2 separate regions of the Homo sapiens genome follow, and region 2 is linked to region 1. A link is a contact called in ENCODE Hi-C data. All regions are on one chromosome and are shown on one strand. Each heading gives the region's core, a stretch centred on a gene start or an enhancer-like site at or near the end of the contact. The rest is flanking DNA. Distances are from core to core; before and after follow the strand shown.

Region 1 (4,730 bases), core at 1,225-3,724:
AGTTGCAGTGAGCTGAGATCGAGCCATTGCGCTCCAGCCTGGACGACAGAGCGAGACTCCGTCTCAAAAAAAAAAAAAAAATCAAAAACCAGTAAATAGAGGACCAGTTAGGAACCAAATTAACCATGCATCTCTTCCCCTGAACTATTTTCTGAGGAAGAAGGCAAACCCCAACACCCTCGGCTAAAGAATGTAACAAAATGCCAGTGTCTGGCTACCAGACACGACTGACACAGTATTCCCTTTCAGTTTTGCTGAATTGGCCAAAATGAGTATTGGGCTAGAATTCAAAATCCTGAAGAATCAAGTATGTCCCCCTACCTTAGTGAGTCTTAATTAACTCCATCCTTAGGGAGAATTCCAAACCAAAGTAAATTATCAGGAGGGCATTTAAACAATTTAAGTAACACACATTTCAGGTAACACACAAAACATTTCAGTTGACTACCGAAATTGTATTATGGCAAAAAGTTGCCCAAGACTTAGTTTCCCATTATTTCATACTTGCCCCAAACTCCCTTTCAGTTAACCATAACACCATCTAGGCCAGACCACAGCAGGTTATCAGCATCAGCAGAGATCAGAAAACAAAAATAAAGCCACGCGTCAGGGTAATTATTTATTTTTATTGTCTCTTTATTCCTGTAATGTAAAAAGGAAAACAATGTCATGTAACTCTCTTCGCTACAGATACGGACAGTTTCTGTAGCCTCTAAAACAGGCAGGAAATGGCCTTCATAACCATTCTCCAATTTTGCTGGAGGATCAGGGTGGTGGAAGTCATTTTAAAAACCAGCTGCAATATACTGTACTACCAGAGAGTGGGGTGAAGCAATTGAGTCCTTTTACCTAGCTGACTCCGAATCAAGACAGCTAAAAGAATGTACCAGAAAGAAAGAAAAAATAAAATGCTACCAAAATCCCAATCCATTATCTACCCTTTATGGAGAAAAGTACCTTTATAATGTTTTACAAAGAATCGTGGTCTCAAGTTTCCACTTTGTTTTAGTAATAAAGAACTTTCAAAAAAAAAACCACTCTAAACAACACCCTCCTGTATAGAAAGCTCTATTTTAATAATTAATGCAATGATACCCTTGTTGGAACAATCCAGCCGCTTTGAAACTCTGGTATTTACTTACTAGATGAACAAGTTTCTCTATGGAGGTGCCTTTAACTTCTCAAGAAATGTGTAAGTTAAGACGGCTCCAAATTACATTTTAAGAGAGCCTTGTATTTTTAGAGGTTCTTTTTCATCGGTCAGAAAAACTTACGTTGACGATTCTGCAAGAAAGGTTGCTCGCAAACCATGCATCGCAAAGCTACCGAGGCAAATTTAAAGAACCAATGAAAAAGAGTGGAGGCTCGTCTGAATCTTTAATTGGCTATGGGAATTTCAATTTATTGCATAAATAATCTTTTAGACCTCAAGATACACGTGACCTAGGGACAGTTTACATCAATGGGCAAGACTTAAAAATAGACACCAAGTTCAGCAAGTATTTGAGCACCTACTAAAAATTACACAACTCCCACAACAACGCATTTTGCGTTTCTAAAGTTGTAAGCAGCATGTTCGGACGCTTGATGCAATTTCCCAAGTTGTTTGGGCCCCCCCCCCAAAAAAGTCTTCTCAGTAAAAGGTGGGGGGAAGGAGGGTATTTTGGGGGCAACAAACCAAACTGGTCTGTCGCATGTTAAGTCAATTTCACGTTCACCTACTGGTCACCACGAAGCCGAGGAAAGTTTTAAAAAGAACATTCCGGGGTCTCCAGAGATCATCTCTCCAAGTCCGCTCGGCACCGGCGCCTGAGCTGGGGCTAAGGTCCCGCGTCTCTGGTTCTGTCCTAATAGAATCCGGGACATCCACAGGGATTCCCCGGGGCAGCCTTCAGTGAAGACCAGGGAGAGGGGCCGCCCGGGTCTCACGGGTGCTTCCCGCGCTGGGGATGGCGGCGAGCAGCCACGGCCTATGGACGCGCAAGGGAAAGAATGCAGCGACCCCGGAGCTCGCAGGGCCGCCCGCCCAGGAGTCTGAGGCTGGGAGGACCTCACCTTGCTGCGGTCCTCCTCCTGCTGCTGCAGCAACTCGGGAACCGCGGCCATGGCGACGCGGGACTCGAGCAGGGGCCGCCTGGCTGTGCGAGGAAAGAAGAAGCTGGGCCGCCGCCGCCGCCGCCTGGGCGCCTCTCGGGGGCGGCCACGGCCCCGCCTCCGCCGGCCTCCCTGCCCGACGGCGGCAGGAGGCCTCCGGACTCCGCCACCATCCCAGCTGCCCCGGGAGCAGGCGAGCAGGGCGCCACGTGCTCCCCCAGAGCAGCCTCCCAGTCCCCGCTGCCGTCCATCTTGGAGCCGGGCAAAGACGCCACGTGGGGCCTACCCTTGCTCCGCTCCACGAGGAGGCCGCCAACCGCAGGGCCGCGACACGGACGGGAAGCAACGGACACTCTCCCAGCAAGACGCGTCTAGAGAAAGACCGCGTTTCGGTGCGGGGGGAATTTATTACTCAGCCCGAGTCCAAGATGGCAGCGAGCGCTGACGTCACCAGATCTCGTGAGAGCAGAAGGGCGCGATTTGGAGGCTCCCGCGCTTCGGAGACGCCGGCCCTTCCGCTCGGAGAGGTACTCCCTGCCTCTAACTGGTGGCGCGTTGGCGGAGGCCGACGAAAGCCTCGGGTGGGGCGTGAGCGCCGCGGGGCATTCTGGACCTGCTTTGCCTTAGGCTGTGCCTAATTCGAAACCAAAGCGCGGGACGGATGAAAGTACGGGTCGCGAGAGGTTGTTCGCGCCTTGAGAGTTAAGCGAAGTGTGGTGGCTTCCAAGGTACCGACACTTGCCGTAGGCTGGGCTTTTATTTAAGTCGTCTTTTCTCTAATCCAGACTCCTGCCACAGGGGCCACCGCCGTCCTGGCCCCGCCAGGGGTCCGCACCCACGGCGGAGCGGGAGGCGACTTTTTGCGGTCACAGTAATGGGACCTCAGCGCCGCCACCAGCTCTGACCGGCGAGCGACGGGACCCTCCAACCCGATTTCCACGTCTGTGCAACGGGTTCATTCTAGACCCACGGTAGAGGGTGTGAGGACCAAATGAGAAGTATCCACACAGAATACTTAGCAGAGAGCCTGGTGTCTAGGAATTAGTCGTCGTCTGTCACCTAGGACTGTGTGGCCGCCATGGGACGGGCTCCATCTTTGTGTTTTTCCGTGTCTCGCACACGCCTCCCTTCCTGGGCGTCACATTCCTGCAGATTAGAAACTGGGACGTCTTGCCTCAAGCTGTCTACTAATTCGCATTTAGTATGTGTCGGTCCTTCGGGTATTGAGTCTTGATTTATTTATAAATTTTTTTTGGAGGCAGGGTCTCGCTCTGTCGACTTTCTTAAGAAAGGGCTCTGTCCAAACATGTCGAAAAAGTTCACAATTTTGATGTGCAATATCATTCTGATGCAGCTTTCGCTTTGATGGTTGTTTTCTCTCCAATAGGAATACAAACATAAAGGCCTTCGACCGTTGCAAATAGACTAAAGTGAAAACAAATCTGAATGAAGATGAAGTTATTTCAGACCATTTGCAGGCAGCTCAGGAGTTCAAAGTTTTCTGTGGAATCAGCTGCCCTTGTGGCTTTCTCTACTTCCTCTTACTCATGTGGCCGGAAGAAAAAAGTGAACCCATATGAAGAAGTGGACCAAGAAAAATACTCTAATTTAGTTCAGTCTGTCTTGTCATCCAGAGGCGTCGCCCAGACCCCGGGATCGGTGGAGGAAGATGCTTTGCTCTGTGGACCCGTGAGCAAGCATAAGCTGCCAAACCAAGGTGAGGACAGACGAGTGCCACAAAACTGGTTTCCTATCTTCAATCCAGAGAGAAGTGATAAACCAAATGCAAGTGATCCTTCAGTTCCTTTGAAAATCCCCTTGCAAAGGAATGTGATACCAAGTGTGACCCGAGTCCTTCAGCAGACCATGACAAAACAACAGGTTTTCTTGTTGGAGAGGTGGAAACAGCGGATGATTCTGGAACTGGGAGAAGATGGCTTTAAAGAATACACTTCAAGTAATTATCTCAATTCTGATTCTATATGTTTGCTATGTTTTCTATAATAGAGAGCAACGGTGTCAAAAGAATGAGGTTTGGTTTTGTTTTTTTAACTTACTAGCAAGGAACTCCCTTCAGATAGTAATTAACATTAAATAGCACTTTATGTGTATTAACTCACTTGATCCTCATGGTAGTCCTGTGGAGTATAGATACTGTTATCCACATTTTACAGATGAAACTAAAATAGATCAAATATTTGACTAAATAATACATAAAATTCACTTGTTTTATAAGCTACCAACAATATTAGAATTGCTTGTTTTCCTTGATTATTGAAAAAAGTCACCTGGTAACAGAATTCTAGTTGTTTGCTAGATAATTCTGTTTAGAATCCAGTAAATACCCACTGTCCTACTTATTAGCGTAAACTGACTCGTAAATTTAAAGACCTTGAAGCAGACCAGAACACATGACCTATATTTAGACCTTGGTAAACATAATCAGAGGTTCTTCATAAGGATCTGAGGATAAATACACTTTAACCTTCAACTTCTAATTTACTAACTTGGACAAGTGAGGAGAATAGCTTCCTTAAATTTAATATTCCATTCAAAAACAAAGACCATTGGCACTGGTGAATTAGCTAGTCCCATAAATTATATAGGGGTCTTTTGTTAAAGGAAAGTTTCACATC
Region 2 (4,730 bases), core at 870-3,369, 7.4 Mb after region 1:
AGTACATTCTTCAAGAAGGTGCCAGGTCGCCGCTGTTTCCCCAAACGTTGTGTAAAACAATTTGATTTTTTCTTTTTTTTTTTTTTTTTTGAGACGGAGTTCCGTTCTTGTTGTCCAGGCTGGAGTGCACTGGTGCGATCTCGGTTCGGCGAGATCTTGGCTCACCGCAACCTCCGCCTCCCAGATTCAAGCGATTCTCCCGCCTCAGCCTCCCGAGTAGCTGGGATTACAGGCATATGCGCCACCACGCCCGGCTAATTTTGTATTTTTAGTACAGACGGGGTTTCTCCATGTTGGTCAAGCTGGTCTCGAACTCCTGACCTCTGATAATCTGCCCGCCTCGGTCTCCCAGAGTGCTGGCATTACAGGCGTGAGCCACCGCGCCCGGCAATTTGATTTTTTCGAAGGAAGAATTTTCCAATTTATCTAAGCGTTATGCCATGTCTGTTAATAAAATTGTATTAAAGTTAAATCATGAGTTTTTAATGCAGATAAATCTTTCCATAGCAAAGAGAACAGATTAGTTTCACAAAAGATATTGATCAGATGCTACATAATTTTACACATAAAGACACAAAACTATCAGTCTCCGCCCTTCTGTCAAACCATCGACTTAGAAGTGTCTATAGTTTAATTTCATGATTTTTTTAAGCAATGAAGTTGAAATTCTACTTTTCCTTAGGAGCGATACGCATATTTTACACTCAAGTGGCCAGCGTCAACTAAGGGCATTCCAGATGGTCAAAAAAGAAGTGCCTCTGCTACAACGCCTGAGATCATCATATAGTAACTTCTTCAAACCACCACGAAGTAGCAAGGCTTCAAAGCTGTCAGGAATGCTACGTTCTACAACAGCCAGATAATTAGGAAACCAGCAGATGGGAGGAGAAATCTGTCCCTATGAAACACGTTCCCATCTCAGTTTTGAAAGTGGCTTTATATAAACGCATTCATCTTCTACCCAATAACCCAAAGGTTATTGAACGCCAATAACCAAACGACTCAGGACTGCGAGATGATTCCCAAGGAGGCGAACTTGTGCGGACAGATTTCAAGTACCACGAACCATCACCAGCAGAGCGAAGGGCAGGTTTCCCTCCGACGGCTGCGATGCTCCGAGTCCCTCCTTCCCCTAGCACCCCGCCGCCCACTGAGCCCTTCCCCAAAGGTCCCCGAGTTCTGAGCGACGCACGCCCCCGACCCTAGTTACCGGGGAGAGCCGCCGAGGGCCCAAGGCGCCAGTAAGGCTCCGCGCACGCAGCCCAGCCCGAGGGGCGCCCGCCCGGGCGCTCGGTGTGGGGCCTGATGCAGAGCAGGAGGAGGAGGTCCGAGTGGGCCCCAGCGCTCTCAGGGTCTGGCGCCGGCCCCTCTGCCTCCCGCCTCTGCTGTGCCTGGCGTCCAGGGATCTTCCAAGGACTCCCCACCCCCTACCCTGCTCTCCCACGCGGGGTCATGACTTCGGGCGGCGCCAAGCCCCCAGCGTAAGGGTCCCCCCGGCTTCCCCGGGAAAGGGTCGGGGTGCAAGGCTAGGCCAGGAGTGCCTGGCGAGAGGGCCGGAGCAGGACACAGGGGGTCAGCGGCAGGGCAGGGCGCTCCCGCCGCGGTGCCTGGGGAAGGGAGCGGGGGTGGGGCTGCCGCGGGCCAAATGCGGGACACAGGCGCGGACGGGGGCGGCCGCGGATCGGGCGGACGGCCACTCTGGGAGGGGCTGGGAGGTACCGCGGCCCCCTGCGGGACGCACCTGCGCAAAGTGAGGGACCGGCCCCCCCCCCCCCCCCGCTCCGCGCGAAGCCTCACCTGCCCAGCGCCCGCTTCATTCCCGCGTCGGCTGCGCAGCGCGGCTCAGCCGCCGCCGGGCCCGTCAGGCGTAGGTTCTGCTTCAGGCGGCAGTCGGCGTCCAGCGCCGCGGCGGCCGAGCCGGAGGAGGACGAGCCCGCGGCGGCGCAGCGCTCATGCTCCAAGGCGACGGGCTCGGTCCGCTTCCTCATCCCGCGGCCGACAGGGCCAGCCGCCGACGGCGCCCGCTGGCCTGCGCCGCAGTGCCGCCGCTCACAGCCGCCGCCACCCAGAGCCCGGAGCCCGGAACCCGCCGCTCCTCACATCCCAGCCCAGGCCGCTGCGCCGGCTACGAACCAGCGGCGGGGGCCCGCCAGCCAGGCCGGCCAATCAGCGCCGGGCTCCCGCCGGCTCTGCCCTACCCCCCTCCCCCGGCCCCGCCCCGGCCACCTCCTCTCTAGTTCCAAGGAGCGCGCGCCCAGCATCCCTGGCGCCACCCGCAGCCATTTTGTGGGAGGGTGGGCGAAGCTGCAGCGGCGCGTCATCTGCAGGGCAGGGCTCTGGGCTCCATCCGCAGGCTGCAGCTGTGCTCGCCCGGGCGCTCGGTGTGAGGAGCACCCGCTCCCGGTCGTGCCCGAAAGGGGTGGCCCAGCGAGGCAGAGCCGCAGCGCTGGGCTCCTCGTGCTTCTGTGAACGGAAAACCAGAGGTAGCAAATAGCAGTTCCGTTCTCGTGATTCTTAATTCTTTTTCCACAAGGACATTACCTTTAAAAGTATGCTTTCCGGTCGTCAGTTTTTAATTTGAAGTAAATGTATATACTCAGTGTTTACTTTTGGGCCGAACATCAGGAAATGAACTGCTTGAAAAATTTACTTTTTAAAAACCTGTGTTAGATTTTAGATTTTTATAAAGCAATTAAGACTACCTGATGGGAGGAAAATCCATTTCAAAGATAAATTCGCCCTTATGAAACCCAAATTTAGTACTAATTCAACCCATCCTAGAAAGAGAAAAGGAAAGAATAAAGGGCTGTTTCACAAATTTAGTTTTATAACTTTGGCTTTCTTCAATATGGCATTAGTTTTACAGATGATCTATAACAAAGAGAGATATTTGCTTATTCCAAAGTAACGTTAGAAATTTCAGCATTTGTCACTTTGAAAACTATTGGCAATTGATAAAGGTCAATTGGAAATGCGTTTAGAAATTCAACAGCTTTTTATATTAGTTTTTTCTTTTTTTTTTTTTTTTTTTTTGAGACGGAGTCTCGCTCTCGCCCAGGCTGGAGTGCAGTGGCGCGATCTCGGCTCACTGCAAACTCCGCCTCCCAGGTTCACGCCAGTCTCCTGCCTCAGCCTCCCAAGTAGCTGGGACTACAGGCGCCGGCTACCATGCCCGGCTAATTTTTTTGTATTTTTAGTAGAGACAGGGTTTCACTGTGTAGCCAGGATGGTCTCGATCTCTCGATCCCGTGATCCGCCCGCCTCGGCCTCCCAAAGTGCTGGGATTACAGGCATGAGCCACCGCGCCCGGCTGCTTTTTAAATTAGTTTTGTAATGATACTTTGAAATTGCAAAATAATTTATTGACCATATTACTAAGTGTTACAGCCTGCATTCATAATTGTGTCAATATCTCCAGATATACTTTTTAAAAACATTATGGGCCGAGCTCAGTGGCTCATGCCTGTAATCTCAGCACTTTGGGAGGCGGAGGTGGGTGGATCATTTAAGCACAGGAGATGGAGGCCAGATCAGCCTGGCCAGCATGGTGAAACTCCGTCTCTACTAAAAATACAAAAATTAGCCGGGTGTGGTGGCACAAGCCTGGGTGACAGAGCAAGACTCTGTTTAAAAAAAAAAAAAAAAAAAAGGCTGGGCGAGGTGTCTCACGCCTGTGAGCCCAGCACTTTGGGAGGCCGAGGCGGGCGGATCACGAGGTCAGGAGATTGAGGCTATCCTGGCCAATGTAGTGAAACCCCGTCTCTACTAAAAACACAAAAATTAGCCAGGTATGGTGGCACAACCCTATAATCCCAGCTAATTGGGAGGCTGAGGCAGGAGAATCGCTTGAACTTGGGAGGCGGAGGTTGCAGTGAGCTGAGATCACACCATTGCACCCCAGTCTTGGGGACAAAAGCAAACTTCTGTCTCAAAAAAAAAAAAAAAAATTAGCTGGGCATGGTGGCGCGTGCCTGTATTCCCAGCTACTTGGGAAGCTGAGGCAGGAGAATCGCTTGAACCAGGGAGTCGGAGGTTGTGGTGAGCCGAAATTGTGCCACTGCACTCCAGCCTGGCGACAGAGGGAGACTCCTCTCAAAAACAAACAAACAAAAAAATTAGCTGGGTGTGGTGGCGCACGCCTGTAATCCCATCTACTTGGGAGGCTGAGGCAGGAGAATTGCTTGAACCCGGGATGCTGGGATTCGGAGGTTGCAGTGAGCCGAGATTGCACCACTGCACTCTAGCCTGGGTGACAGAGCAGGACTCCATCTCAAAATAAACAAACAAACATACTATGGAATGTAAATTATAAATTCTTTATAGTGATGTAGTAACACATCCTGGAGAGATTGGAAATCTAGGAAATAACTAAAACGTAAAAAAAAAAAAAGAGGTTTTGACTCTATCGCTCACTTCAATTAAAAAAACAACAACAACAAAAAAAAAACAGCCAGGCGCGGTGGCTCATGCCTGTAATCCCAGCACATTGGGAGGCCGAGGCGGGCGGATCACAAGGTCAGGAGATCATGACCATCCTGGCTAACACGGTTTCACACCCCGTCTCTCTAATAACAATATAAAAAATTAGCCGGGCATGGTGGCGGGCGCCTGTAGTCCCAGCTACTTGGGAGGCTGAAGCAGGAGAATGGCGTGAACCCGGGAGGCGGAGCTTGCAGTGAGCGGAGATCGCACCACTGCACTCCATCCTGGGCGACAGAGTGAGACTCCGA

Evidence for each region. A loop is a pair of places that touch in the nucleus more often than their neighbours do. Pooled maps may share reads with other maps.
Region 2: a map of CD4-positive, alpha-beta memory T cell shows a loop between it and region 1 (27-fold over the local background). The contact joins the promoter of ABHD12 here to the promoter of SNX5 in region 1. A Hi-C loop is called at or near these places in 2 of 168 maps with a recorded cell type or tissue (CD4-positive, alpha-beta memory T cell and naive thymus-derived CD4-positive, alpha-beta T cell) and 4 of 50 pooled maps.

Annotation. Positions count from the first base shown.
Region 1 is chr20:17,966,320-17,971,049 of GRCh38, forward strand. It overlaps SNX5 (sorting nexin 5), which reads right to left and starts at 2,475. Exons shown (of 13, transcript NM_014426.4): 1 at 2,056-2,475. The coding sequence starts at 2,106. It overlaps MGME1 (mitochondrial genome maintenance exonuclease 1), which reads left to right and starts at 2,699. Exons shown (of 5, transcript NM_052865.4): 1 at 2,699-2,822; 2 at 3,482-4,051. The coding sequence starts at 3,541. RefSeq lists enhancers at 1,188-1,942, 1,804-1,853, 1,904-2,073, 1,943-2,697, 2,314-2,623 and 3 more and a silencer at 2,104-2,313.
Region 2 is chr20:25,388,716-25,393,445 of GRCh38, forward strand. It overlaps ABHD12 (abhydrolase domain containing 12, lysophospholipase), which reads right to left and starts at 2,120. Exons shown (of 13, transcript NM_001042472.3): 1 at 1,798-2,120. The coding sequence starts at 1,988. RefSeq lists silencers at 1,210-1,369, 1,540-1,699, 1,740-1,789, 1,830-2,249.